Linked DNA regions of Homo sapiens: region 2 is linked to region 1. Evidence: chromatin loops called from intact Hi-C (ENCODE). Cell type or tissue: heart left ventricle. All regions are shown on one strand. Each heading gives the region's core, and the rest is flanking DNA. Links, peaks and the distances in the headings are about the cores only. Region 1 has its middle 220 kb from the start of SORL1-AS1. Region 2 has its middle 300 kb from the start of MIR125B1.

What was found. Hi-C counts contacts between places; a loop is a spot of excess contacts. Peaks named below come from ENCODE experiments on the same cell type or tissue, not always from the same donor. Only the 100,000 strongest peaks of a DNase experiment are listed, where the experiment ranks them.
Region 2: a loop joins it to region 1, with 2.3 times the contacts of the local background. A loop is called at or near these places in 2 of 110 quality-filtered maps.

What each region holds. Positions count from the first base shown.
Region 1 is chr11:121,664,541-121,679,998 of GRCh38, forward strand. No RefSeq gene overlaps it. Among named protein-coding and RNA genes, the nearest start is that of SORL1-AS1, 220 kb to the left of the region's middle. RefSeq lists an enhancer at 7,914-8,414. In heart left ventricle, for the core only: no CTCF peak of the experiment used is centred there; a DNase peak (open chromatin) is centred at 8,464; H3K4me3 peaks cover 611 bases; H3K27ac peaks cover 3,447 bases.
Region 2 is chr11:121,796,721-121,812,178 of GRCh38, forward strand. No RefSeq gene overlaps it. Among named protein-coding and RNA genes, the nearest start is that of MIR125B1, 300 kb to the right of the region's middle. RefSeq lists an enhancer at 5,643-6,490. In heart left ventricle, for the core only: no CTCF peak of the experiment used is centred there; a DNase peak (open chromatin) is centred at 6,001; H3K27ac peaks cover 3,027 bases.

The sequences.
Region 1 (15,458 bases), core at 4,971-12,970:
AGATGTCAGAGAGAAGTTGGATGTAGGGAACTGAGCTCAGAAGAGAACTGGGCTGGAACTATAAATTTGAAAATTGTCAGCACATAGATGGTCCTTAAAGTCACTGTGTTGGATGTCACTCAGGGGAAGAGAGGACCAGGGAATAAGCCACAGGACTTTCTGAGACATGAAGGAACAAGATCCAGCAAAGCAGGCTGAGACGGAGGCGTCACTAAGTTAGGAGGAAAACCAGGTGACTGTGCTATCCTTGAAGCCCAGAGCAGACAGTGTTAAGGGAGCACTGGTCAGCCATGTAAAGTTTCACTCCTAGAAACGATGTCACCTTCATGCACATATTTACTTGTCTGTCTCACTGACTAGACCCATTTTCCAAGTCCAGCTCAAGTTCAGACTGTACAGGAATCACATTTATCTTAGAATCGGCAGGGCACAGCACAAAGCCGGGCACATAATTGGTGCTTGCTCATTGTCTAATGAATTGAAAGAAGGAAAGAAAAAGAAAGAAAGAAAGAAAGAAGGAAGGAAGGAAGGAAGGAAGGAAGGAAGGAATCTCAAAGGCCAAGCAGGAGAATAAAATACCCTTAAAGCTGAGGCTTCGGGGGCTGAGATAGCATTGTTTTAGCATGCTTTCGGAACAGTGTAGGAGCTGGTATGGTATAATGTGTCTCCATGTAGCAGGAGGCAGGACAGTCGCACTGCTGTGTCAAAGAGCTGGAGCCCTTGGTAGGACACGTACCCAACAATGTCATTTGTGCACAAGGGAACTTGGCTGGGGAGCAACTGCACTTCCACCTCCACCATCTGCTTAGTTAATTCCCAGCCCGCTGGCTCCAGTGTCTCTTACCTCTTAATTACCAGCCTTGGCTCCCACCTGGCTCAAGAGACCAGCTTTGCTTCCCTGTTGCATTTTAAGCAGTGACCTGACAAAGCCTATCTTTCCTGGCTGAGATTTCCTTTGGTCGCCTTCAGCCAGCCCTTTCCTTTTGGGATATCCTGCCTTACCCATGTAGTGGTTCAGAGCAGCCTGACATCCAGGTGGCCCTGGCAGCTCTGAGCTAGTTCTGTCCACTCAGGGGCAATGCCCCACAGGGCAAACTGGCATTTAGAGCCTTTGAGAGTAACTGGCACAGGATAAAACCAATTAAGAGGGCAGTTCAGAGATGCTGGGACCCGTGGCATAGTCTATCATTGGTGGACTTTCCAAGTCAGGGTGACGGTAATTACCTGAATCCCTGGATGCTCTCTTTGTACAATGTTCTGACATCCTGGAAAAGAGCCTACCTCAGTCAGTTCATCTCAGCCCAGATAGTGCCTATTCTTGAACTCTCCCTGCTCTAAAAGAATTTCAGTGTTTTTCCTTTTTGAGGGTGGGTGACCTTGGATTGACGGCATCTTGGTTCAGAGCATGACCTCAGAATGGAGAGCTTTCTCCAGCTGAACTGACGAAATTTGCCTCCTCTTAACCCTCTTAGCTTTTTTCTTAAACTCCAGTCAGTAGAGAAACTCCAAAATTTACCCTTCTTCTGAATTGAGTTGCTTTTATTCTATAGATATTTTAATCTTTCCCTCTGTGTCAACTTTGATGACCCTGACAGTGAAGGTGAGCATGATACCGAGATTTCTGAGTGTCGTCTTCTCATCAGGTGCTCAGATAAGAGCTCCTATGCTAGGTCCTTTGGACAACAGAGAAAACCAATGAAGGGTGTGCATTCTAGGTAAATAGTCAAAATAAGATGCTTGAAGGTGGATTGGATTATATAAACTATCTCATATGCCCCAGATGCTTGTGACAGCCACCAACAGGTAAGTGCATGTGAGCATTCTAGGGGACAGGGGATTTTATTTAAAAGCCCAAAGGAAAATGTTCATGTCTTTTTATTTCCAAGAACTTCCCATTGTATCTTATTTAATCTTTACTAGAATAATCCTACAGGGAAAGGAAGGAGAGTGGAATAGCTTGCTCCTCCTCACCTTTTACCTTTTTATAGATGGCAACTGAGATGTAGAAGGAATGAGCTATCCATTAGGTAGATCTGGGACTTGAACCTGGGTCTTCAGATTCCCACCACAGGGAGAAGTTCTTTGAGGGTGGGAGGCATCATATGTATTACCTGGCTCATCCATCTTGGATGAAGATGGTAGAAAGCTGCACTGTGAACAGGGCTTCAACTCGATATCCACCCATCTGGTGGATATCAGAATCTCCAGAGTGGGCAAAGGAGGAAAAAAAAAATCTAGTGTTTTTCAGAAAAATATATTCATTATACATTCCTGCTTAGAAAATGAATGTTTATAATATAAACTATCTAGCAAAATTCTAGCAAAATCTTGACTAATATGGTATGGGTAAAAAAAAATACTGAAAACCAGTTTGATCTTTTTTGTCCTCTATGTCCACCAAAGAGTTGTCGTCTCTGGAGCTGGAACAGCTACCTCACTGCATGGCCATCATCCCACTATACCCTGATAGAGTGTGGAGCCAGAAGTAGCTCCAGAGGAATCAGCTATCATCAGAGCCTTTACTACCAATTTGTAGTCTCAGTTGGAGTTGACTTCTGGTGAACTGGTGGACTGAGGCTGACCCATTAATCAACAGGTCTTACTAAGCACATGTCCAGTACTATGCTAGGTGCTTTGGACAACAGAGAAAACCCACGAAGGGTGTGCATTCTAGGTAAGGAGTCAAAACAAAATGCTTAAAGTTGGACTGAACTACCTAAACGATTAGACAGGTTCATAAAAAAGAGTAATTCTGGGCCAAGCATGGTGGCTCATGCCATGCACTTTGATAGGCCGAGGCGGGCAGATTGACTGAGATCAGGAGTTTGAGACCAGTCTGGCCAACACGATGAAAACCCGTCTCTACTAAAAATGCAAAAAAATTAGCCGGATGTGGTGGCGTGCACCTGTAATCTCAGCTACTCAGGAGGCTGAGACAGGGGAATTGTTTGAACCAGGGAGGTGGAGGTTGCAGTGAGCTGAGATTGTGCCACTGCACTCCAGCCTGGGTGACAGAGCAAGACTCCATCTCAAAAAAAAAAAAAAAAAAGGTAGTTCTGTATATGATGTATTTGGCATTTGAATATTAAATACTTGCTATGTGCTAAATTTCCTATATCAGGTGTCGAAAATGTAGGGTGTCAAAATAGGCAGGATAAGCTAAGCTGTGCTGAAGTAACAGCAGTCCCCAGATTTTAAAGCTTTAACACAACAAAGGGTTAATTTTGCTCAGATAATACATCCAACAAGGGTGTAAGGAATTGTCTGCTCCACATAGTCACTCAGGGACCCATACAGATGGGAGCTCCCCATATTGTGGCTGAACTTTAATATAGCATACATGAAATATTTGATGAACACTAACAGTTTCTGTGACACGTGGGAGTGGATATAAAGATAGATATAGTCCCTACCCTCAATTCCTGTTCAAAACTATGACACAAAACAGATGGTGCTAAGCACCATCAGAGAGATACAGATAAAGTGCTGAGTTAGTTGAGAGACTGGACAGATTGGTGGGACTGAATCCAGGACAGGATTTTGGAGAACATGGCATTACAGCCTGAAGGATTGGTAGGTTTTGATAGAGTCTTTGAACAAAGGCATGCTGGTAGAAAAGCAACATAGAACAGCAAATAGTTTGCTTGAGGGCAGGATCTGAGATGAGGAGGAAGGATATGAAGGACAATGATAACTGAGTGCCAAGTATGTGCTAGGCCCGGTTTTAAGTGCTTCACGTATAGTAACTCATTTAGTCATCTCAATAGTCCTTTGTCGAAACTGGGGCCCAAAGATTTTAAGTATTATTTAAGTTAATTTGCCCAAGTCCAGAGTAGTACTATAAGGCAGAGCTAAGCTTGTCCCTGAGGCCATCTGACTCCAGAGTGGGTGCTGTTACAGGTAAGGTCCAGATTCCAGAGGGCAATGAACACCAGCCTAAGGCACCCGAACATTTACTCTGAAGGCAGGGTGCACCATGGAAGGCTTCAAAGGAGGAGAGTGACATGATCAGATTCGTAATTAAATCATAAATGGCCCAGGTCCCTAAAGTGTGAAGACATGGGAGAAGAGGAGAAGGGGACTTGAGCTGGATTCTGAGTGATGGGGATGCTATGATCATATCAGAGAGAAATAAAGGACTTTCCAGGCAAGGGACAAGCCCGCTGAGGAGGTAGAAGAAATACATGTGGATTGGAGCAAGATAGTGAGATTTGTTTGACTACGTTGGGCGTAGGTTTCATAGAATGGGGACAGGTAGGGCAAAGCAACGTGGTAAGGGATTTTAAAGTCACACTAAGGAGTTCGGTTTGATTGAGTCAGAGGGAAAGAGACATGGACCACTTTGAAGACACAGCCAAGAAATGTGTTAAGAGGTGTCTCCTTGCCCTTCACTGTCCCCAGCCTGAGCCTAGTCACGGCCCCAACACACCTGGCATTTCAAAGCCTGGGGCATTTTCAAAGCAAACCCGAAAGGCTCATTGCCATTCTTTCAAAAGATCGCCTCTTTTCTACAAGCAATAAAATAATTAAAGTCAGGTTGTTGTATTTTCTTTTTTTAAATTTTTACAAAGGCCATTACAAAGGTGTGAAATATTAGACACTTACGCATCTGTGAATAAGATTGTAGGCTAAAGCGTGTGAGTTCCCGTCTCAGCTAATGAACCAGAATATGGTTTTAATTTTTGAACTGCAAAAATGTTCTGCCTTTTTTTGTCGTCCCTGCAGAAGACTTCATATTTTAATAATTCAGTGCAGCCTAATTACTTTAATTAATCACCTTCTTTTCAAAGATGTCAGTGGGCTTCGTTATTTTCTTGTTACGGTGCATACTATTGGGAGTTTTAGGGAATTTAAAAAATATATATGTAATAACCAAGGTTAACTCTTTCATGAACTTGGAAATGTGTATGCTTTTCCTTAGAGTTCTCTGTCATTCACAAATGGTGGACGAGGTTATGCCCATAAACTGCTTTCTCCTCCGTCCCTTTCACTCCCCATGACTGGTTAACAAAATCATCTCTAGTCATGCTATGCCTTAAAAACTGTTGTCTGGAGACAAAAGTAAAATGCTATTTAGAGCAAGTCAATATTTTTGCATCTTTCTGAGTCATGATGAATATACTGGGAATGACAATAGCTTTTATTGTACAATCAATATAATTTGCTTCCCTTGCAGGAAAACATAATTAGCTTATAGGTCACGCAGTGGCAATGAAAATGTGCTCATTTCTAAAGTCTGTTCGTGGGTGGAGGGTCCTTTCTGATCCAAGTGGGAGGTGTTCCTTTCTCCTTTCTGGTTCCTGACCCAGGTTGATCGGGTGTCACTAAGCAGCTCTCTTAACTTGTGGGGCCCTTGTTAATTTCTTGCACCCAGGAATGACAACGCTTTTATGCAGTTAATAATACATAAGTTGGATATTTGGAGGCTTCAAGTTAGAGCCTGGCTTTGAATACAATCCCTTTTGCTTAAATGACAGAGCTCTAGTATTGCTTCTTCAACTGGTCTGATAGTCTTTTTTGTCTTTTTTTTTTTTTTTTTTTTTCCATGAAAGGGAGAGCTCAGATCTTATGATTTTCACACATTTTCCTCAGTAAATATAGAAAGGTTCCTAATTAATAAATAACTCATTAATACATTGAGATATAGGGAAAGAGACGCCTTGCCACCTTCCTTCTTCTTTCCGGGGACCTGTTTGTCCCCCTTGGTGGCTGCTCAGCTCCCCACTCCCCAGTGGAGGCTGCCTGCAACCTCATTCCTGTACAGTTTACCCTCCCTGGCACCAGGCTCTGAAGGCTCTGCTTAGTTTGGGTGAGACAGCTTTGTTAAGCAGTCTGAGTTAAAAACAAATGAAAAAGCTGCAGAGAGACCTCCCATTTGGGGCTCAGGGTGAATGCTTTTATTTTAAAATGCTGACTGTCTGAAATCAGATTTCTTCAACCCGGACTTTGGCTTTGAACTGAGGCACACAAGCTACCTGTCACCTGAAGAGTGCAATTAAGCTCTGTACTTGGAGCTATGTTTTCTATCAATGCTGAGGGGTGGACATGAACAGTGCGTGGGATTCGTTTGGCTGAAAGAACAAGACAGGCCTATTAAAAACAATTCCCTTTTTGTTTCATTTCTTCCCGTTTTCTGCCCACACCCCACCCTCCTTTTTCCCAAATCGCCAACAACCTGAGAAGTCACAGAAATCAGCAAGAAATAAATCAATAATCAGATCAATTCCTGGATGATCATCATAAATCAATAATCAGATCAATTCCTGGATGCTATGGATTCAATAAAGGCTTGTGAATGAAAACCTTCCTAGTCCTTGTGAGTCTCCTAAAATGTTTCTATTGCAATCAGAGATGTTAATTGGTTGAAACTGCCTGTGGTCTTAGGAAGTGCTCCGATTACAAAAAGAAATCCTTTTATGTTGCTGGACTCCAGCCACAAAATCTCTGATGTTAGGAATCTGGCAGAGGTTGAGCCCCCTCCAGGGTGTAAATAAACTGGCCAGGTCTATAACCCAATAGAAGTCAATTTATTATGTGTGTGTGTTTCAAGTCACTCAGCCCAAACCCTGCCCATGTATTAAAGAAAAGATGTGGGTTACAGCCGGAGCCCAGACAATGGAATATAGCAACGGAGGCCCCGCAATGATTGTCAAGTCTACACAGTCAATGGAGGAGATGAGGGGGACCTGTGGAGATCGATATTTCTCTTCCTGCCCAGATTTGCAAGGCTCTGCCTAGAATCAAGCAGCTAAGCATGACTGGCACACAGAACTGCTTACTTTGCTAGCTGGGAGGCTGAAACGCAAACGGCTTAAGTGGGGGAACGTTTTATAGCCTCCGTCTGGAAGTCCCAGTGACATTCTCTGCTGCACTGATAACACATGAGCCCACATGCTTGTTATCAGAACTAGAGGTTTCGCTGGGCCACATCTTGCCCTGACTCAGTGAAATGCTTAGGGCAGCGTATTGGGAGGCGGCTCAGAAGCGTTGGGCAGGGAACACGTTGGGCCCCTCGTTTCCACACACAGAGCAGTTTCACTTACATTGTAAAAGGTTGTTTGGGGTTCACCTAATCTCGAGGCTGGAGGAAGCATCCCAGTGCCCCTCCACCCTCATCCCTGCCTCCAGCTCTAGTATACTTGTATTCCCCAAACGGTGTGTGGCAGCATGGCGAGGGTGTGAAATGTACCCGGCCTCGTTTGCATACCTCTCCAGACTGCCAGTAACAGTGAGCTATTAGTGAAACCCAGGACAGTCTGAACAAAGCTGCCTCTTAATTGCTCATTCTCAGCCTTGGTCCATCGAGCACCACTACCCACCTACACCTTAAAAAAATAGACCAACGAAACCTCCCATAAATTTACAATACCCCACTTTAACATAGAAAACGCAATAATAGTCCAGCCGGGAGAGTCTTTTTTTTTTTCCTTTTGGTGGCTTTTTTCCCCCCTCCATCCCCTTCATTCCCATTGGTTTCTGCCAAGTCCCAAAGAACCAATGGGATCCCTCTTCTTCATTCATGTCCTAGCAACAAGCTCTGTTCCAATCTTTCTCTGCCAAACTAACACCTGAAAAATTACATCATGAATAATGGCAAAAGCAGCAAGGGCCAGAGAAGGGCTTTTTTTTTTTTTCATCTGTCTGCTTCAGAGTTCATTTAAGGTGTTTTAGTCTAGATTCTTAAAGTGACAATGTCTTAGATTTTTGCTGATCTTTTTCAACACATTGGTTAACATAAGCAATATAAAATGAACAGTAATTGAATGCAGCAAAAGGCCTTTAGGTGAAGTGAGGGAAACACATTTTGTTAAGGGTGTTCCCTATATGTTCCTTTCAACAGTCTTCATTTAGGGAAGCCCCTGAAGTGGAGAAGTAGATTGTTCATATGGTATAGTCTTTGAGAAAGGACTAAAATACTGCAAACCACACAAGCCGCCCACCCACTCTCCCATACAAAAATGCACCCCTTCCTGGTGGCTTCTCTCACTCAAGTTAACTATACCCAAGGCCCTTTCTATTCCTACTTTGGAATAAAGAATCCATTCTGTTAAGGGGGTCCTGGAGCCAAGGAAGGAATTGCCTTGTGAATTTGCAAAAGGTGTGGGGTTGTTGGGGTAAAGAGCCACAGGGTGGGGGTGCCGGGAGCACGTGTGTGTCTGTGCACGTGCAGGGCTGCTAATGCAGACAGGCAGCTGGGGAAATGCAAGAACAACGAGATCCAGATGACCAGGGAGGGAGGGGGTTGGTAGAGAAATCAGAAAGGGGAGCTAAGGTGATAAGGAGTGGGTGCGGGGGAGGGAAGGAGGCCAGGAGAGGAAAACAACTGCACAGGCAGACTTGTTCTGTCCAAACGGGCAAAGTTTCTAATGCAAATGTCCACTTCTAGGCATTTCTCAAGACCCAGATGCTGATTTGACACTTCCGGCTTCCCCACCCCACCCAGTCTAGTGCAGACAGGGAGCAGAAACTCAGACACAAAGAACTGCAGCCTGTGCAGGCAGCAAGCGGGAGAAGGGTGGGTGCTCAGCACCTGCCAGGCATCCACGGGCACTGTGCATTGCCTGCCCAGCACCCTGGCCCCTCAGTGCTAGGCACCGGCACCTATGCACACTGGCTTCCTGGTTTCCTTGTAAGCATGTGTGAAGTGCTGGCGGCATGAGCTGGGAAAGGGCCCCTGAGGCCTTCTCGGGTGCCTGGGACACAGAAAATAGATCTATTTGGTGTCTGGCCCTGACCGGAGTTTGCAGCTTGCTTCAGCCATGCCTTGGCAGTAGAGTGGTTAGAGGTGCTGGCAGACAGTCACAGTCAGCCTGAGTTCTTGTGAAACTTCATGACTATATAAGGCCTGGGAAGGAAAGAGAATGATGCCAACCTAAGGGATGGGATAGTGAAAGAATGGGGAGAGTGCAGGGAAGGCCACTTTTGGTGCAGAGCTAGAGATATTCCCCTTTATCCACCCACAGCAGGTTGCAGTGACAGTGAATTTTCCTGCAGAAATTGTGCCATCAATTGCGTGATAAAGGAGGAATCCCGAAGTGGGTAGGTGGACGGGGTGCTGCACCAGGTTCCTGCAGGAGTAGATGCTCTTTCTCTGGTGACTTGCTTGACAGTGGCCTCCCCTTCTGGTCAGAGTCAGCTGGCTTCAACGTGGGCCAGGAAGAAGACCCTGAAGTCCGAAGTCTCAAATATCTTTGATGAGTATCACATCCCATGGTACAGAAGACTTAGGTCACCTAGCCTGAGGGGCAGTTTTGGAGAAAGAGATGGCCAGGTAGGCTAGGCCAGTGAAAAGGCAAGAGGAGCAAGGAGTACTGGCTCAGAAGTCAGGAGTCTTGTATTCATCCTGGCTCTGGCAGAGAGATCTTAGATGAGTGTGATCCCTTTTCCTACGCAATGCCACTGTTGTGATGACATGAGATCATTCTCATAAAGAGCTTAGAGTAGTGCCAGGGTATACAGTAAGCACTCAATCATGTTAGACATTGCCATCACTACCCTCCCACTCACCTTCTGCATGGTTCTGGAACCTTGAGTTAGAAGGGATGCCATCCCCAGCTGCACCCTCTTGGTTTTTGCAGTATAACATTTTTCTGTTTTTCTTCCCACTTCCTGGGCACTCCTTCTCATTGTTCTTTGTGGACCCTGCTCTTTCTGGCCTGGCACTTAAGGACTGGTTCTCCTCTGGGCTCTGTTACAGGATCTACTCTTCTCTCCTTACAGCTCTGTTTCTGTGACCTCATCCTCCCAAAGGTTTTGCTCTATTCTGATGGGTGCCATCTCCATACTTCCAGCCTGGATGTCCCAAACTTCAGGACACCATGTGGAGTAATCTGGACTTTTTCCTATCAGCATCCTCTAGGTACGTGAGGTTGAATATGTTCCTCATCTTTGCCTCAAAATCCCCTGAGTGCCTCTTTACCTTCATATAGAATGGAGATGCTTCCATTCAGTGTTGCCCAAGGAAGAGAGCTGGCTGTTATCCTTGACACCTCCTTGTCTCTCATCCTCCAAATCTAATCCCTCACTAACTGTCCTTTTTACCTCCTAGCTATTTTTCAAATGCATCCACTTCCTCCCTCTCCACTGCCATCGGCCTAGCAGAAGTTGCCAATTCTCTCACCCAGACTGTTTGGTTAATACTCTTGCTCCTGCGTAGGACCCCTGGCTGGCTTTTCATGGTTCTCAGGACATGGCTTGGATATGACTTCCTGCCTTTTGCACTTCATCTTGCTTTGTTGTTCTTAGAGTTCCAACCACACTGATCTTCCTATACTTCCTTCAAAATGCTTCCCTCTCCCACACAGGGACTTTGCAAATGCAAAATGCATCCCCTCCCCCAATTGGATGAAGTCATACCTACTCATCCTTAAGCGTCTAACTGGATGGTCATTTTCTCAAGGAGGCTTCCCCTGCTCTCCTGGGCTAGGCCAGGTCCCTTTGTATGTGGTCCCATAGAATTGTTCAGCTTCTTTCACCTTGAAATCATACATTCTACTTGTTCAATTAATGTCTGCTTCCCCTATAAGACGGTAATACCATGAGAATAGAAACCTCATTCTTTTCTTCATCATTATTGTCTTAAATATCTACCACAACATGGATGCTTAAAGAACATTTGTTGGATAAACAAATAAAAGAAACTCTCACAACTAAGTGCCACCAGTAAATCTAATAAGTAGGATTTCTTGCCATATGAAAACGTGGAACAGGGCAAGGTCAAGAACAAAGCCCCGTACTTTTAATCCATTTTATAGAATCTTTTTTTGATTATTGAAAGTCAATATTATTGAGGTATAATTTACATAAAAATCACATAGATTAAAATGAACCCATTTAAAGTGCACATTTTGATGAGTTTTGACCAACACATGCACCCCTGCAAGCATCGCCACAGTCAAGACGGAACATTTCTGCCATCTACCATGTCGCGTTGTGTGCATTTTTCACCCCTTCCTGGATCCAGGCAACCACAGCTCTGTCTTCTGTCTCTATTGATTAGTACAGTATTGCCTGTTCTAGAGTTTCACATAAGTGGAATCATACATTATGTACTATTTGTATCCAGCCATTTTTACTCAGCATAATGTTTGTGAGACTCGCTCATGAGGTAGCATATATAAGTAATTTGTTCTTTTTATTTCTAAAGAATACTCCACTGTGTAAATTTGTCACAATGTGTTTATGCACTCCCCTCTCGATGGACATTTGGGTTATGTCCAGTTTTTGGCTATCGTGATTAACTCAGTCTCAAATATTCCTGTATGAGTCCTTGTGAGTCTGTGTGTCCTTGTGTATGAGTCCATTCATTTCACTTCCCTTGAGTAAATGCCTAAGCGAGGAATTTTTACGTCATAAGGTAAGTGTATGCTTAACTGTATAAGCAACTGCCAGTTTTCCAAAGTAGTTGTCAGATTTTACCCTCCTGTCAGCAGTGTATGAGAGTGCACCTTGCATTGCCTGTCTAGCACCCTGAACCCTGAGTCCTAGGCACCAATACGTATGCACTCTGGCTTCCTGGTTTCTTTGTAAGCAGGTGCAAAGTGCTGGCGGCATGAGCTGGGAAAGGGCCCTTGAAGCCTTCTCCCATGCCTTGCTGGAGATGCAGTAAACAGATCTATTCGGTGTCTAGCCCTCACCTGGAGTTTGCAGCTCATCTCTGCCATGCCTTGGCTGAGAGTCCCAGTTGTTCTACATACTTGCCAACATTTGGTATTGTGTGCGGTGATAATTTATTGGGCAATTAATTTTTATTTCCATGATTACTAATGAGGTTGAGCTTCTCTCTCTTCTCTCCCTATGTGTGTGTGTGTATATATATATATATATATATAATGTCATTGTTGTTTTGTTTTGTTTTTCTTTCCACCTGATTTGTAGCTTTTCTTTTTATTTTCTTAATAGTATTAAAGATCAGAACAGCCATATTTAATTTTGATGGAGCTTAATTGATTATTTTTTCTTATATGATTAATGCTTTACTTGCCTTTATTATGGAATCATTGCCTACCCTGAGATTGATAACATTTTCTACTGTTTCTTTCTTGAAGTTTTGTAGTTGTAACTTTTAAGTTGAATTTAGTGACGGACTTTGAGCTACTTTTTTGTATGTGATGTGAAATAAAAGCCAAGATTTAAGTTTTTCTTCACAAACATCTGGTTATTCTAACACAGTTTTTTGAAAAGACTGCTTTTTCCCCCATTGAATTACCTTGGCAGTTCAACTGTTTGAATGAACTGACCAAAGGGTTGAAAAATCAACTGACCAGATATGAGTGTGGGTCTGTTTCTGGACCCTATATACTCTCCATTGATTTGTATGCCTGACCTCACACCAATGTGTGAGCACAAACCTCACTGGTTAGTGTCATTTCCTAGTAAATATAAAATCAGACAGCATAAATTCTCCAACTTTGTTCTTTATACAAAATTATATTATACATTATGGATTTTTTATTTCCCTATAAATATTAGAACCAGCTGTCAAATTCTACAAAAAAAAACTTTTATAATTTTGCTCAAAATTATATGGATCCTGGCTGGGTGCAGTGGCTCATGCCTGTAATCCCAGCACTTTGGGAGGCCAAGGCAGGTGGATCACCCAAGGTCAGAAGTTTGAGACCAGCCTGGCCAACAGGGTGAAACCCCATCTCTACTAAAAATACAAAAATTAGCCAGGCGTGGTGGTGCACACCTGTAATCTCAGCTGCTCGGGAGGCTGAGGCAGGAGAATCACTTGAGCCCTTGAGCCCAGGAGGAGGAAGTTGCAGTGAGCCGAGATTGTGCCATTGCACTTCAGCCTGGACAATAGAGTGAAGCTCCATCTCAAAATAAATAAATAAATAAATAAATAAATAATTATACGGATCCTATAGATCAATTTGGGAGAGTGATAACATTTAGTCTTTCAATCCATGAACATGGCATATCTTGGCTTTCTTCTCCAATTTCTCTCAACAATGTTTTTGCTTTGCCATTGTCAGTGTGCAGGTCTTGAAAAGATTTTTATACTTATCCCTTATTATATCATGTTTTTGAATGCTATGGCAAATTATATTGCTTTTAAATATTATTTTTTATTTTGTGTATAGAAATATAACTGACTCTTTCCTAACATCCTCTGACCTAGCATCCTCTATTGTGTGTTGACCTAGCATCCTCTGATATTCCAAATTTACTTAGTTTCAACGACTTCTTAGGTTCCTTAGAATTTTCTCCGTACGTGATATTGCCTCTAAATAATAGCAGTTTCACGCCTTTCTTTCCAACAACTATCTTTTTATATCTTTTTCTTTTCTCATTTCGCTGGCTGGAACCTCCAGTACAAAGTTGACTAAAAGTAGTGAGAGCTTATATTTTTGCCTTGTTACAAACCTTAGGGGGAAAGAGTTTAGTGTTCAGCATTAAGTATGATGTTAACTGTAGGTTTTCATAGACATCCTTTACCAGGTTGAAGAAAGTTTGCTTCTAGTCTCAGTTTACTGAGAGTTTTTATCATGAATGAATGTTGAATTTTGTCAAGTGCTTTTTCTGCATCTATAGAGATGATCATGTAATTTTCTCCTTTATTTTGTGGCAAAATTTTATGGCAAATTTCAGTGGCTGATTTTCAAATGTTAAATCAGTATTACATTCTTGGTATAAATCCTGTTTGGTTATGATGCATTATGATTTTTATACATTGCTGAATTTAATTAGCGAATATTTTGCTAACACTTTTGTGTTTATATTTATGAAGGATATTAGTTTGAATTTTTTTCTTGTAATTTTATTATTTGGTTTGGGTATCACATTATTACTGTCCTATAAAATGAGTTGGCAAATGTTTCCCCTTTTTTGTTTTCTAAAAAATATTCTGTGAAAAAAGTATTATTTTTTCCTTGTAAGTTTCAACTAACTGACTACGGAAACCATCTGAGGTGGGAGTTTGCTTTTTGGGAAAGTTTTACATTTTTGAAAAGAATGTCTTTAATTAAATTCACTTAAATATATTTTATATTCATACACTTACCATTTTGATGCTCTTCATTTCTTTGTGTAGATCGCAGTTTCCATTTGATGTCATTTTCCTTCAGCCTAAACTTCTTTAATATTTTTGTATGCAGATAGGCTGATGACAGATTCTTTTAGCTTTTGTTTTAAAAAAATGTCTTTATTTTGCCTCCATTTTTGAGACAGATTTTCAATGGATATAGAATTCTGGATTGACCATTTTCTTTCAGCACTTTAAAAGTGTCATTCAATTTCCTTCAGGCTTACTTTTTTTTTTTGGAAAGTCTGCAGTCAGTATTATTTTGCTTCTTTGTATATATTTTTTCTCTAAGTGCTTTTGCAATTTTCTCTTTATCTTTGATTTATACAGTTTCACTCTGGTGTGTCCAATTATTTTTATTCTACATGCTCTTTGTCGAGTGTCTTGGATCTCTGGATTTATAATTTTCATCAAATTTGGTAAATTTGTAACCATTATTTATTTAAATAATATTTTATGTTTGTCCTTCTAGGACTCAAATTACACACATGCTAGACTGCTTCCTCTTGTCTTGAAAGTCACTGATGTTATGTTCATTTTTTTTCTAATTCTTTTTTTCTTTCCTCTGCTTCAATTTGGATAATTTCTATTGCCTTGCCTAAAAGAACTTCAGGCAAGTTCTTAAAACAGAACTGGTCTTTTTTACTGCAATGTCTAGTCTGCTTTAGGTAAGTCTATTTAGTAAATTTTTTATTTCAGATATAATATTTTTCAGCTCTGGAAGTTCCATTTTGATTTTTTTTCATATTTTTAATTTATACTTTTATATTCTCTCTTAAATCATTAAACTTGTTTATATTAGCCATTTAAAAGTTGTTGTCTGCTACTTTCATAATTTCTATCTGTTCTGTCACTGTTCTTATTGCCTGTTTTTTTTTTTTTTTAAACTGACTATGGGTTCCATATCTAACCATTTCTGGTGTAGGGTGTCCATTGGGTGTTGTACATTGTGAAAGCTACATTGTTGAGTGTCTTGGATTTTGTTGTTTTCCTTTAAAGACCGGTGAATTTTGTTTTGGCAGACTATTAAGTTACTTGTGGATCACACTGACTGTGTTGAGATTTGTGTAAAAATTTTTAAAACTTGGGTCTAGAATAGTCTTTACCCTCACGGTAGTTTTATCTTATTACTGCTAAGGTGTGGTTCTTCTGTAGTCTCTGCTAAATGCCCTGAGGTTCTATGAACTCTCTTCATGCTGGCTGGCTGGAGCTTAACTATCTTCCAGCCCATGTGAGCTCTGGAAATTGTTTAGTTTACCACTCCCCAATATTTGTTGTTTTCCTGGCCTCATAGAGCTTCTGTCTGAAAATATGCAGCTTAATACTTAATAAAAGACTCAATGCAAATTTCTGGAGCTCTTTTCCTGTGTAGAATTCCTGCTCTGTTGTATTCTATTTCATAAATTCCAGCTGCCCCTGCCTGCTCAAA
Region 2 (15,458 bases), core at 2,974-10,973, 130 kb after region 1:
GGAATAAAAGCCAGTCCTGTCTGCCTCAAAAGCCTGAGCTCTCAGTCAGTACTCTCATGTTCCAGTTGTGGTCTTTTTAAAAAGTCTTTATTCAGAGCCGTGTGAACCAGAGCAACTCCATCTTGAATGGGGCTGGGTAAAATGAGGCTGAGACCTACTGGGCTGCATTCCCAGATGGTTAAGGTGTTCTAAGTCACAGGATGAGACAGAGGTCAGCACAAGATACAGGTCATAAAGACCTTGCTGATAAAACAGGTTGCAATAAAGAAGCCAGCTATACCCTCCCAAAACCAAGATAGCAACGAAAGTGACCTCTGGTTGTCCTCACTGCTGCACTCCCACCAGCTCCACGACAGTTTACAAATGCCATGGCAACATCAGGAAGTTACCCTATATGGTCTAAAAAGGGGAGGCATGAATAATCCACCCCTTGTTTAGCATATAATCAAGAAATAACTATAAAAATAGGCAACCAGCAGCCCTCGGGGCTGCTCTGTCTATGGAGTAGCCATTCTTTTGTTCCTTTACTTTCTTAATAAACTTGCTTTCACTTTACTCTATGGACTCGCCCTGAATTCTTTCTTGCACGAGGTCCAAGAACCCTCTGTGGTGATCTGGATTGGGACCCCTTTCTTGTAACATTTGTGCTTTAGTGGAAGTAAACTCACCCACCATTGTTAGAGTAGAAACTGTTATTCTGCCTTCTTCAACCTCGCTTTCTCAAACTCTCGGGCTTTTCTTTGCCCAGCCCTTCTAGCTTTTCTTTTCAGCCTCTTTTTGGTAGGTTTGCATCATATTTCCTGTTTCAATCTCTGTCCTCATTTGCATGGCCTTTTCTTTGAGGTCACTGCATCTTTTCCTTGAGATTCCATTTTGAGACCTGCTTTAAATGTCTCCCTCTGTGCCATTGGTTAGGTGAGGAGGGAAGCAGGCCTGCAAAGAAGGATGGGGGTAGGCCCAATGTTCCCAATTGGAATTGAAAAAGAACCAACTCATCAGGTAGGTCTGAATCACTTTGCATACCAAATGTCAACTTTCCCAAGCACGGAGTCCCAGAAGAAGGAGTTGGAAGGAAGGATCGCACCTATTCCACATGAATATGGAGAAAAGGCCCTGGAGGATGGGTAGGTGAGGTTAGAAAATGTAGCATTGTGACACTGTGGCCTTATTCGAAGAATACTCTAGAGGAGACCAGTGAAATTATCGTCTTAGTTCTTTGGGCATAATATTTCACTTATTTTCTTCCCAGTTAAAAATTAATATAGATTGTTCAAACTCAAGAGTCCAAAAAGTTATGCCAAGGTGGTGAAGTCAGCTGCTTGGTCTGTCAATTCCCTGGCTTCATACTTTAGCTCATGGTCTGATTTCATCTCTGGGTAGACAGAAGAGAGACAACTTATGCATATAGTTTGCAATTTACTTATTTAAAAGTATGTTTTCTTTGTGTTCTGTGTCTTTGTATGTGCATCCTGATTCTGCCCATACCTCCCTCTTAGTGTTGAAGCTTCCTGCGTGTTAAGACCACCTTATCTCTACTTTCCTCTGTGTCCTCTGGCTCCTGCTTCAATAACAGGCCCTATCTGTATCGACTGTTTGCTTGGAAAAGTGTTTCTTGGTATAACTGTTTCCAGAGAGGACTTTCCTCTTTTTTCTGCCCTTTCTGGTTCTCATCACTCAATTCTGGCAGTGAGTAGACTCTAAATAGATCTTGGTTTTGGGAGTTACTCAGATTGGGATGAACACACTCTACATCTAGGGGTAAGACCAAATTAATTAGATGGTGTGGGTTGTAGCAAGTCTTATCAACTGATGTAGAGAACTAGATGGGGCTTCCTCTGATTTGGAGCTAGAAACTGAGCAAAAGGCAGAGATCTGATAATGTCATTCAGGAATACCCTAACAATTTCAATAAACTGGTGGAACATAGAGACCACAATAGTAAGAGTGCCACTGAACTCTGAAGCACTAAGGAATGGCTTAATCCTGCGTTTTCTTTGGCCATATTATTTCTGACTAATGAAGTGGGGGATGTAAAAGGAAAGCAACATCAAGAATACAGATAGATTTAATGCCAGGGAAATCTGGGTCTCTAAGTATAAGAAATTATCGAATATGGAACCAGTATACTGGGTCTTGGAACAAAGTAAATTCTCAAGGTTTGTTTGACCTGATGTTTCCTGCAAATATTCCACACCATTCACGTATTTTCTTTCTCACCTAGAGTTGAGAGGTGGATGATTTGAGCCTCTCATGTTGACAAAGTATCAACATTTTAGCAGAGAGAAGATAATGAATGTTTGTATTTATGTTTTCGTAGCTGTGAGTTCATAGTCCCCAATTGTGGCACTGCGATTTAAAGTGGAACACCACAAAGTTCAAAGTTAGCTTCTCACAGAACCACCACTACTCTGTCTAGGCTGGAAGTGGTTTCTGGGCCTCTAACAGTGGTACATTTGGAACGAATCATAATACAACATACCTTGATTGTCTCTTGGTGTGTAAAGCCCTTAGCACATTGCTTGATACATAGCAAGTACTCAATAAGGGTAACCATAATCACTATGGAGAATATTCATGAAGGATAGCGTAACAAGCTAGTTGCAAAAGAACTTTGCAAAATAGCTTCTTGCTGCAGAACTGTAGAGATCCAGAAATAGTAACTTGGCATTTCTGACTCATCTTTAGCTTTATGATGAAAAAAATAAACAAACAAATAAAAACAACCCAACAAAACTAATGGATCAATTCTATGATTTTACAACTGGTCAGTTTTATGAAAAATATTTTTACGTGTAAAAGAACTGTCTGAGTTCATTTTCTGCTGCTAGAACAGAATACCACAAACTGAGTAATTTATAATGAACAAAAATGTATTTGTTGTGTGGTTCTAGAGGCTGGGAAGTCCAAGAGCATGGCACTAGCATCTTGCGAGGGCCTTCATGCTGCATCATAGTATGGCAGAAGGCAGAAGGTGGAAGTGAGCATGTGAGACAGAGAGAAAAAAGGGGGTGAACTCTTGAGATAATGGCATTAAGCTATTTATAAGGGTGAAGCCCTCATGACTTAATCACCTCTTAGAGGTCCCACCTTCTAATACTGTCACAGTGGCAACTACATTTCAACATGAGTTTTGGATGGGACATTAAAACCATAACAATTACACTTGCTGGTTAACTTAGAATAATTTCTCCACTATCTTGAGTGAGATGCAGCCTGTATGTGAGCACAAGTAGGATGCATGGGTGCTTTCTGCTGCTGTGCCTATCACTAGGATTGTGAACTTTGGCAAGTCTTATGGGATTTCTAGGGTTAAAGACCCAAATGGTTAAAAAGTGAAGACAAACCTATGAAAAACACCTAAATTCTAAAAATTAACACCAATCCTAGCTGGAAGTAAACTAAGGAACTTGGCCATGGTAGACATGGCCAGGAGAAGAAGAAGGTCTCTAGAAAAGCACTTATAAGAGCACAAAGGGACAAATGGACAATAAGCCCTTTTTGCTACTCAAGGGCAACGCTTGACTGTTCAATGCCAAAGGCTGGGACAATCCTAAGGACAAGGATTAGATTTTAGCTTTCTGCAGCTACTTCAACAAATATACCAAAAAGGAACTGGGGAGATGAAAAAGAGAATTCTGTTCTCTAGGCAGACTGGCTAAGCATCATGTTTACACTTCTCCATTTCCCACCACTCCACATTGGCTCCATCCCTGTGATGCCACATTCCAGGGAGGGTTCCAAGGCCTCCTCCACTGCTTTCCATTTCCCCTTCTGAAAAAGTAAGATAAAGAAAGCAAGCAAAAATGATGGGAGACAGGAAAGGAGGAAGGAGGGATGAAAGCATGAAAAGATAGAAGGAAGGATGGAAGCAGGGAAGGAAGGAAGCATTTCTTCCCAGGCAGTAAGACATTTGAGTGATTTATGAAGCTTAACCCAGAGAAGGGAAAGTTGAGGGTTAAAAATCTAAGAAACGAGAATGCAAAACATCAAGACTCAATAGTGCCAAGAGGTTAGGTCTATTGAAAAGCCAAGGACATTTGGCTGAGTGTGTGGTGAGGGGAAGTGGTATTGAATTCAGGCATTTCAACTCTGCGACTTTGGGCGAACTTCAAAACAAATAGGCTAAAATCCTAGCTGTGGTGCAGAGCAGTGTTGTATGTCCGACAATCCCCAGGGTCTGCCCTTCCTCCCCCTCCCCTGAGTCCCCCGTGACCCCCCCTCCCAAACAGGGCTGTGAAGGAATGTAGGTGGAATCCGCTGAGGCTGGGGCTCTACCAGGGATAACAGAATTCACAGCCTGAGAGCAGGCCAGCCAGAGTAGCTTAGAAAGACAAAGGGTTTGCAATGTAGGAAAAATACTAAGCACCTTATTCTGGATTCTGTATCTGACCCCAAAACTTCAAAATGTTTTATTGTTTTCCCTTGAGTTTTCAGCTCTTCCTACATTATCTGCTTCCTCCTTTTAATTTGCTGAGCTCTGTTTCTCTACTCAGTGAGGAAGACAGGTGGGCTGGGGAGGCCGGGAGAGGGGAGAGAACTAAAGAAGCCGGAAGGAGCAACTCAACAACTCGACCTTCTTCAGCTGCATGAAAATAATTCCAGATTTGAAAAGGGCTTTGGCGAGATTCATTGTTGGGGCGGGGTGGGGGAGCTGTGACTTTGCCAAACCATCTTTTGTCATTCACTTCCCTCATACCTAGGTTTCTCAGTCACCCTGAGACCGACTACTCTTGAAAAGTTAAATCAGAAGGAAAACACAGTTTGGAAGAAGGTGTTTTACAAAAAAAAAGAAAAGAAGCTGCCTGATTTATGTGATCTGGCAAAAGGGAGGTTGCGTCATGAATCAAAAGCCAGTGTTCGGGAAACAAATGAGTGAGAATGAGGCAGGAAGGAAGAGGAAGGAAGAAGAAGGAAAGAAGAAAGAAAGGAAGGTAGGAAGAAGAAAAGGGAAGAAAAAACAGAGAAAGGAAAGGTGAATGCACCATAAATAAACCATAGTTTGAGTTCCTGGAGGATAAGTAAATGGGAAAAAGAAGTAGAAAGAACTAATACAAATGCATATTTAAAAATTATCCACCATTGTCTGTTAAAATTACTGTGCTCAGAACGAACAGCCTAACATAGACATGAACTTAAGAACTCACCTTTCAAAAATGGACAAGTTGGAAGTGTATAGCATTTAAAACAACAACACGCCCCTCACCCGCTCCCCCCCATTTGTTTATGCAGTGAGATCCCCCTGGGCTTGTGAGCCTCATATTCAAAGCAACAAGAAGTCAATAGTTGAACTGTGTCAATAAGAACAGATGAAAGCAACAGCCTCTGATTTAAATGAAAATAGGATACAGCGTGAACTATTGTTTGCTCCATGACTTCCTTCTAATTCAGTTATTATCTTGAACCCAACCCAATCTACCTTATAAAAGCATGAAACTCAACTCCCAGGCTGTTTTCACCCGGAAAAGCCTTTAAGCCCTTTCCCCTCCTACATGGTCGTGAACTACGCATTTGGAATACATATGATTGATATTTTAAAAAAACACTGAGGCATGCTTTATATAGCACACATATAACTGCAGATGCATTGTACCCCCTCCACAAACTCAGGAACCCACATATGTATACACCATGCAAACACAAATGAGCATACCTATGAAACGTCCAGAGCTCCCCAGGGAAAATGCTTTTACAGTATTCCAACCGGTCTGCAATTCGATGTGAATAAAAAGTAGAGGAGATGAAGAAATGAAGAAAAAAATCTGCCACTCAACTGAGTACCTACCACATGTGATGCATTGGGCCAAGTGCACCTTCATATTTAATATTGCAATTCATTTCATGTAATCGCTGCTTTTAGAATCATGTTTTAACACACTGCGCGATTGAAACAATGTTTTCTGGTAAACTGTCTTAGAGAGGCCATTTCTATTTGAAAAGCCAGCTGTGAGGGGCTGGAAGGCACACAGCTGCAGACAGCTGGAGGGCTGGTACTGTAACAGGATCCTTGGAGAAGTCAACTGTAGTTTGCAGGCCCTGAGGCCGCATGTGGGAAGGCTTGTCTGAGCAGGGGAGTCTGCTTCTGCCTTGGCTTGTCCAGGGGTCCTTTGCTTTTCTCATTTATCTGATGGAGCCCAACCAATGAATAGGGCTTCCAGAACCAAATTACTTAGGAACCAGAGCAAGCTTCACTGAATCTTCATTCTACCTTTTATTAAGATAATTTTTATATATGCACACACATACTCCATCTTTCCCACCCATTTGTAATTTTGTGATCTTATACTCCCTTGAGCCCCCTTGGCTTCCTGTGACTTGACGACTGCTTCTCAAGCCCTTTTGTGGGCTCCAGCGGAAATGAAGTAAAGCCCTTTGAAGCCAAAGAAGGTTCTGGGAGAGTGTTTGGCACCAGGTGAAGAGATCACTTTCCAATTGCCAGTGAAATATTTGCCTCAGGCATGGGAAGGGAATGAGGCTTGTTTCTTTACCTTCAGTTAGTTTTCATAGAGAAAAATAGTGGCTCAAGCTTTAAAAACATTGGCTGGTGATTTGGCTTCATGGGAATTCCCTCATCCTAAATAGATAAAATAATATAGCTACAGAAAGCTAATAGCCATTCTCAGCATGAATAGTACCGAATCTTTGCTTTTGGACTTTGTCATTGTGACTTATTGGGTAATAAAAAGCCCTTTTTAAAATGTGTCCTGGATAAGGACAACAAACGGGCATGGGCCCTTTTGGTCAATAAAGTCACCAGAGCTGGAGCTTGTCATTTGACTATGTGCCTTGGCCTGAGCCTTGGGTCTGCAGGCCCATCTCCTGCCACATAAGAAGTACCAGAAGAGCCAAAGTTTCTGCCACTCTCATCCTTCAAAGATGGCAGCACTGAACTCAATATCAAATATCAGCTGTTGGGGGAGAATTTTAGACCACAGACAGGAAATATGTCTAGGGGTTAGGGCCCCAGGAGATCAGCAGTAGGTCAGATAGTAGACTGAGATGGGGCAAACACAAAAAGGTTCAGGACAAAAGTTGAGAACCTGGCAAGAGTAAGAGAGAGCCTGTGCTCATTAGGACTTGGCCACATGGAAAGGTGCTGCATCCAACACAAGTTTCTATCTTCTACATCAAGGGAAATGGCCTATTGCCCAGAAAGTGGGGGGGGGGGGGGGTGGGGGATAGTAATGCTTTCTATTTGTATAACGCTTTGTAGTTTACAAAATCTTGCTGCATAAAACATCTCATTTGAACCGTTCAACAACCCCACAAGGTAAGCAGAACAGGTGGTATTGTTCAAATTTAATTGATATTGAAAATCAGGCTAAGAGAGATTAAGAGAGTTGCCTACAGTTATGAATGGCAGAGATAGACCTAGAACTTAGATCTTGTGATGCTCAGTTTGATGCCGTGTCTACTGTATCATATGACTTGATAATGATAACATCATGTATAGAGAATTAAAACACAAGTGAGGAATTGGAAGTAAGCCCCTGGCTATTTACAATGTCTCACTTCAGACTAGTTACATCCTAAAGTACCAAGAAAAATTACAGCTGAAAACAATAATCTGAAGACTAAAACAGCATTAAGGAATCAGGAAGTCTCAGGGAAATATTAGCAATAGACAATATTGTCCTATTTTCTTAAAGGGGAACAGTCTGCAAATGATAGATAGTAAATTTGGCATTGACATCTAGGACCCTTTAAAACAGATTATTAAATGTGTGATTCTCAAATAATCAAAAAAGAAGTTCCTGGCACTGGGACCAAGAATGGGTTCACTAGGAGCAGTTAATGTAGCTGTGAGCTGCTATCATTTTAATAGTTATTTGACTGGTAAATTAGGAAAATTGTTAGACACATAAATCTGAAACTTAGGGCATGTTTAGGATAAATCTGTTTTGATATTGTAGTCAAGAAAATAGGGAGATATAGGCCAGATTATAGAATTAGTTGCATTTGTACATGTTTAACAGGGGACCAAAAACTCAATAAGTACCGAGTACTTGGAGACTGGGAAACTCTGGAGAGAAAAAGCCTCCTTCTAAGGCTGATGGGGGCATCAGCTCAGGCCCGATGGGACAAGTCCAAGAGGTCTGAGGCAAAATTATGTGCAAGTTAGCACGTCTGATGGATCTGATCAAAGATCATTTCAAGGTTTCTGAATTATGGCTCTTCCATCATGTGAGAATTCAAGTTTTTAAATTAGAAACTTGAGCGAATGCCAGGAAACCAGGATGAAGGTCCAAACTCAGGAAGAAGGAGTCAGGGACTCCGGTGACCTCACACTGTGGCTGCAGTGTTGAGCCTGGGTTTTTGTCTCCACTGGCAAAGGCAGGGGCAGAGATTGTTAGATGGTCCAGTCTTGCTCCACACAAAGGGAATAGACAGTGCTCTTGACAACACTTCCTATTCATGTCCAGGCACTTGGACAACAGATATAGGGAGGAAACCACTGATATGCTGCTGGTCTGATGCTCATTGATTTTAGGAAAGGCCAGGGCTGATGTACACATATCTTGTGATCAGCAGTATAGCTGCAGAAGGCTCATGGACATGGAGGTGCCCACTCACTGCAGGCCCACTGTCAATGAGGGAGAGGACATTGCCCTGGAGTTGAACCAAGTGGTCTCTGAGGTTTTTTCCAAGAGTGATTTTCGCAAGGAATGGAAAGCCCATTTTAAGTCTTTCTAATACTATAGGTCAGCTATTAATCCGCAGCTTTTCATTCTAAATTCAGTTGAAAAGGTCCCATGTGCTATTTCCCATTTTCCATACTATGGGAGTAGCAGCTCATAGTTACAATAAATTAGGACAGAGTGGAGAAACCACTGGAAGCCTGGGTTCTAGCCATGATTTGCCACTCTGCTTTTTACATATCATTTAACCTCTTTGGGCCTTTGATTTCATTGATGAAAAAATAATTTCACTGTGAGATATTCTATACATGAAATATATTAATATATTCATGCACACACACATGTGCATACAAGATTAATACATCACATTTTACCTCATCCTCTAGCTTAAGGGAACATTACAAGAGTCTTCCATGACTTTTATCTGATTCTCCTGATCATTTTCTGTTTCCTTGTTCCTAAGTATAAGCACTCTCCAGTGCCTTTTGTATTTTTCATCTCCTTTGTTTTTGTTATAATTTTATTACCTATATATGTGTTCCTAAAAAATACATCACTAAATTCTGTATGTTTTGGAATTTACATGAATGATTTCAACTCTAGAGTTTTAGTTTTCTTACGGTAAATCGGAGATTTTAATTTTATTTTTAGGACTCTTTGCTTCTAAGCATTAGAAACTGATCTTGGGTTTATAAAGAAAGACATTCGCTAGAAGGATCTAGTGTTATTCAGACTCAGAGGAAGCACTCAACAACCAGACCTCAGGAAGGGCTGGATAAGGCAGCTCCTGGAATTTCAGTACCAGCAGTTGGTAAAATTTTCCAGCAATGCTACTATTGACTAAAGTAGCTCCAACAGGTTTTAGTCCCTTGTTTTTTTTCTTCAAAGTGCAACCTTGCTAGAAATCATTTATTTGGCTCAGTCTGGCCATGTGCTCTACCTTGCACTCAGGAGAAATGTGTCTCATGATTGGCAGCCCAGCCGATGTCCATGGAGCTAGAGGAGAGCATTCCCTCCAAGGAAGGGGTCCTGGGCTTGCTTTACCTCTCTCTGAGGGTTAGTATGAGGAGCCCATGAGACCATAAATGTGGAAATTCTTTTAAAAGTGTGAAGCACTGTACATATTCATTCATTTGTTAAATGACAAAAAATATTTTAAATGCCTGCACTGTGCTAGGTACCATGTTAGACGCTGGGGATACACAAATGACAAACTATACCCAAATATATAAATGAAAAACGTGGTAAAAGCAAGCAATTTATTGCTTGGTGATTTTGTCTATGTACTGCATAAAGCCCTGGACACAGACTACTTTTTTACTACACCCTAAAAAGGCAGTTATTATTATTCCAATTTTACAAATTGGTAGCCTAGATTGGAAGTCTGGAATCCTGACTCCAGGTTGAGTAGCCTTGCCTCCTGAGATGAGCTATAATACAGTCAGATATACAGGCTATGACAGAAGGACAATGATGGGGGCACTGAATACAAGCTTCATAGAAAAGGGACCTTTGAGGGTCCATGAGGCATTTACGAGGAGGCAAAACGATGGGAGGAGGTCCACCCCAGGCTGAGCGAAGAGCATGGGGATGGCAGGATTTATTGTGGGCATGTAGACCAAGGACAGGCAGTGTCCAACAGGGAGCTATTCTTTCCTCTACCCCTTCCTTTTCCAGGTTTATTTCTTATAGTTTAATCTCAAGGCATAGAAAACCTCTGCTGCAAATTTCAGTGTTTGTCTTTCCACTGAGGAATAATCCCATTCAAAGAAAAACCATTCTGGGTGGTAAGGAAGGTTGCTATTTATTTATTTAAGATGTGGGCAAACTCCTAATCAAAACTTCTACCATCATCTAAGCTGGCGTTCTTCCCAATGCGCTTTGTGAAAACTTTTGCCTAAGGCTTGCAGATTTGGTTTGCTATTTAAAATAATACAATTTGGCAATTGCTGAGGCTTTTTGTGCATCTGTTGTGTGTTTAAGTGGAACCTCATGGAAGATTGGAAACTCAGACCACAGAGGCAGCCTTAGAGCTACCTTCCATTGGATTCATGGTAGGAGTCCATCACTATTACCATTTTCAACATAGTGTTAATCACCATCATCATGATCATTGTTTTCAGCCACAGGGTCTGTAGACTTCAGTTGTTATTATGAGACCACAGAGTTATGATCTCTGAGCGAAAGCTGTTTGCAAGGTGTATTGATATGGTCAAACAGAAATAAGTTTGTATTTATGCAGAATACATAAAAGAAACCAGGAAACTCTGAAATCGAGTTAGGAGGTTCAACATTTATAGGAGTTTAATTTGCAAGAGGATTTAGATGGGGCTGTGGGAAGTGGTGCTAAGGAAGCAAACTAGCGTATTTGCATAATTTCTATCCTCACTTGAAATCCCATAGTTAATTTAAAAACTTATCTTTTAAGTATTTACCATTCAAATCTATCACCTCTAGAAGGAATAATGTATATCATAGTGCTTTGTACCTTATAAAGTCCTGGTGAATGGTTAGTGGTTCCCGCTTTTGTTTTGGGACCTACGGCTTGTGCTTGTTCTTTTCATGCTCCAGAAAACAAGCCTCAGAAATTTGATGACTGGGGTAGAATTGCTGAAGAAATTAACAGAAAAGGATGGAACTAAAATTCAGGTCTTACAACTTTCCACGCATTGAGTTTCACGTGAGATCTTCTCACCAATCTGTACCTTACTTTCACTTGTTGAATCCCCTTCACAGTATATAGGATTTCAGGTAGAAATATGATTGGCAGAATAGTTCCATTTGCAGGTCCTATTTATCACACTAGAATCTACCCCTCTGGAGACCTATTTTAAAATCATTTTGGATGTGATTTGAAAGAATGCCTCCCTATCTTGAAGCTCCAGGGATATGTCTCAAATGATCTTGATCATGACCTATGATTTTATATTATGCTGAGTAGGGTTTTTTGTCTTCACGATGATAAAGAAAGTGGAGAACATAGCACTCAGCCACTATTATCTCTATTAACCCAGGCAAAGCATTGACCTTTGATTGCTCCCCCGTTTCTTTCTATTGTCTCCACCAGTTGCATGTTCTTAGTGTTGTGCATAAATAAGTCTAATTAGGAACACAAGTTTCAGGCTATAGAAAAGCACTTAGCAGCTCTCCATGAATGCTGCGTTTAAACGAAATAGAATTACAATGCGGAGCAGTATTACAGTATCAGTTTCTCTCTCTTTCTCTGTCCTCCTCTCTCTGTTTCCCTCTTTGTGCCTCTGTGGCCTTCTTTTTTCCTCCACTTTCCAACTACAATGAATGTCTTGACTCAATATTCCTAACCAACATCTTGCCTGTTGGGTTTTTATCTCAACTCATTCTTTTTTCATAGTCTTTTCCTGTGCCTTACAGATAATGTGAAGCAGATATCTTCTAAAATGTACTCCTGCTTTCCATAGTAAATCATTTCCAGAGGCAAAGTCTTCTCTTTTGTTCTTCAGGATTTTTTCCCCCTCAGGTCCTATATTAATCCATTCATCCATCCAACCATCCATCCACCGACCAATCTTAAATAATGGTTTATCAAGAGCATATCTATTCAGGCCAAGTGTCAGCCAACACACAGGAAACATGATTTACACCCTGCACCCACCTCTCTCACTATTCAGGTTGGAGGATGGGGGAAAACTGTGTGCTCAGTTTTCTGCAGAATGCACATAGTATGCTTTCCATAAATGCAAAATTTGTGGACGCTACTATTGATGTCATCCTTTTCCTAAAGGCATATCCAGATGAAAGAAATTTTTAAAAAGTTATTCCTTGTCCTCTATTTAGGAGATTGATCTGTTAGGAAAATCATAAAACAATTTGGGATAGTGCATAAGATGCAATTAGATATCAAAAAAGACAGGTGCAGGCCTAAAAGGATATGCATATTTAGGGAAGGTTTGCATTAACCAAAGAAAGCTCATTACAGAATTAAACTGGGTTTTGAAAGATGGAAAATATTTGGATAATTAAAAAGGAGGATAAAGGATAATAATATGAAGAATTTACTACTTTCTAGACTGTTCTAAGTGCTTTTGTGTACATATTAACTCGTTTAATCATTTAGTTCTTACAGAAGCTTATAGGGTGGTACTATTAATATATTGCTTTTGTGGATAAGTAAATTGAAGAACAGAAAGGTTAAGTAACACAGCTAGGAATTGGCAATCAGAATTTGAACCCAGACAGACTTGCGGTAGGACATGTGCTCTTAACCATTGGACTCTTAAAAGTAGACCAGGTGGGTAAAATAGGAAAGGCTGGAAGGGAGAGGCCTGTGGAAGGAAGAATCAACCATGGGTACCTGAAGGATGGGATGTTAACATTCTTTATTTCACTAAAGAAATGAATCATTACAAAGATTAAATAAAATCTTGCTATTTACCTGGTTTTTCAAAGGAATATTTACTGGTTCTTGATAAGTTCAGCCCCAGGGAGCCACAACAATGGGTTAATTTTTTTCTTGGGCTAAATTTTATTTTTTTCCCTGGTAAAAAGAATATTTAATACAGAGCTCAGACCATATGATTTATTGCCTGTTTGAAAATCCTTTTCATCACTGTATGTTTTACCAGTAAATATTTAATCCTTGGCACCAAGTGCCACCCTGTTTATTAACTTTAGAGTTCATACTTTATAGTAAACTAAATTCTAAAATATCCTATGAAGAGAAAGACATTTCATCTACATAGTTCGCTGAGCAATTTTGCCAAAAGGAACCCCATATTATACGGCTTGGTCACATCACCCCTTTGATTATCGGAAAGCCTGATCACTAGAAAAGCAAACTTTCCTTCACAATAATGTCTATATTATGTTACACTTGCTGTGGATTCCCAAGTTTTCATCCCAAACAATTGTCTTGTGCCCAAAGACACGACCAGAATAAATGGCCTGGCTAGAGGCTTCACGCTTTTGCATGGGTGGCCCCCTCTGACTGACGATTCTGTTTTCCTGTCTTTGAGGCTATGGTTTCAAAAATTTAAAACCACCAGACCCAGAAAAGATAAATCTCTCTCAGTTTGCTTCAGAAAATCTAAACTCAATAATATCCACGTTGGTGGCTTCTGGAGAGAGTTACTCATCTGTCTCTCAGAAATGGGCCTTTTGGATCTCACTGACTCACTCTGGGACTGCTAGAGTTTTGCTCTAAGGCAGGGTTCTGAATCAGTGCTTGCCGAGTTTCCTCTTACTGCTCCAGCACATACTCTTCATTTTATTTGTTTTATTTCTCCTCTCTTTTTTTTTCACTTTCATTTTAGGTTCAGGGGTTCATGTGCAGGTTTGTTATATGGGTAAATAAATTGCATGTTGTGAGGATTTGGTGTACACATTATTTTGTCACCCGGGCAATCAGCATAGTACTCGTTTTTCCATCCTCACCCTCCTCCCACCCTCCACCCTCAAGTAGGCACTGGTGTCTGTTGTTGCCTTCTTTGTGTCCATATGTACTCAATGTTTAGCTCCCACTTCTAAGTGAGAACATGTGGTATTTGGTTTTCTGTTCCTGTGTTAGTTTGCTTAGAATAATGGCCTCCAGCTCCACTGATGTTGCTGCAAAGGACATAATCTTATTCTTTTTTATGGCCGCACAGTATTCTATGGTTTATATGAACCACATTTGCTTTATCCAGTCCACCACTGATGGGCATTCAGGATGTTTCCATGTCTTTGCTGTTGTAAATAGTGCTGTGATGAACATATGAATGCATGTGACTTTGCTGTAGAACGATTTATATTTCTTTGGGTATGAGCCTAATAATGGGACTGCTAGGTTAAATGGTAATTGTGTTTTAAGTTCTTTGAGAAATCACCAAACTGCTTTCTGCAATAGCTGAACTAATTTACATTCCCACCAGCGTGTATTCAGTGTTCTTTTTTCTCTTCAATCTTACCATCATCTGTTAATTTTTGACTTTTTAATAATACCCATTCTGGTTGGTGTGAGATTGTATATCTCATTGTGGTTTTGATTTGCATTTTTCTAATAATTAGTGATGTTGGGCATTTTTTCATATGCTTATTGGCCATGTTATGCCTTCTGTAGAAAAGTGTCTCTTCATGTCCTTTGCCCACTTTTTAATACAACTGTTCTTTGCTTATAAATCTGTAAGTTACTTACATATTCTGGATATTAGACCTTTGTTGGATGCATGGTTTGTAAAAATTTTCTCCCATTCTGTCGGTTGTCTGTTTACTCTGTTGATAGTTTCTTTTGTTGGGCAGAAGGTCTTAAGTTTAATTAGATCCCATTTGTCAATTTTGTTTTTGTTTCAATTGTTTTTGGTGTCTTGGGCATGAAATTTTGGCCAGATCTTATGTCCAGAATGGTATTTCCTAGGTTATTGTCCAGGGTTTTTATAGTTTTAGGTGTTACATTTAAACCTTTAATCCATCTTGGGTTGATTTTTATATGTGGTGTAAGGAAGGCGTCCAGTTTCAATTGTCTGCAGATGGCTAGCCAGTTATCCCAGGAACATTTATTGAATAAGGAGTCCTTTCCCCATTGCTAGTTTTTTGTTGATTTTGTCTCAGGTCAGATGGTTATAGATATGCAGCATTATTTCTCAGCTCTCTATTCTGTTCCACTGGTGTGTGTGTGTGTGTGTGTGTGTGTGTGTGTTTACCGGTACCATGCTGTTTTGGTTACTGTAGCCTTATAATATAGTTTGAAGTCAAGTAATGTAATGTCTCCAGCTTTGTTCTTTTTGCTTAGGATTGCCTTGGCCATTCAGGGTCTTTTTTGGTTTCATCTGAATTTTAGAATATTTTTTTCTAATTCTGTGAAGAATGTCA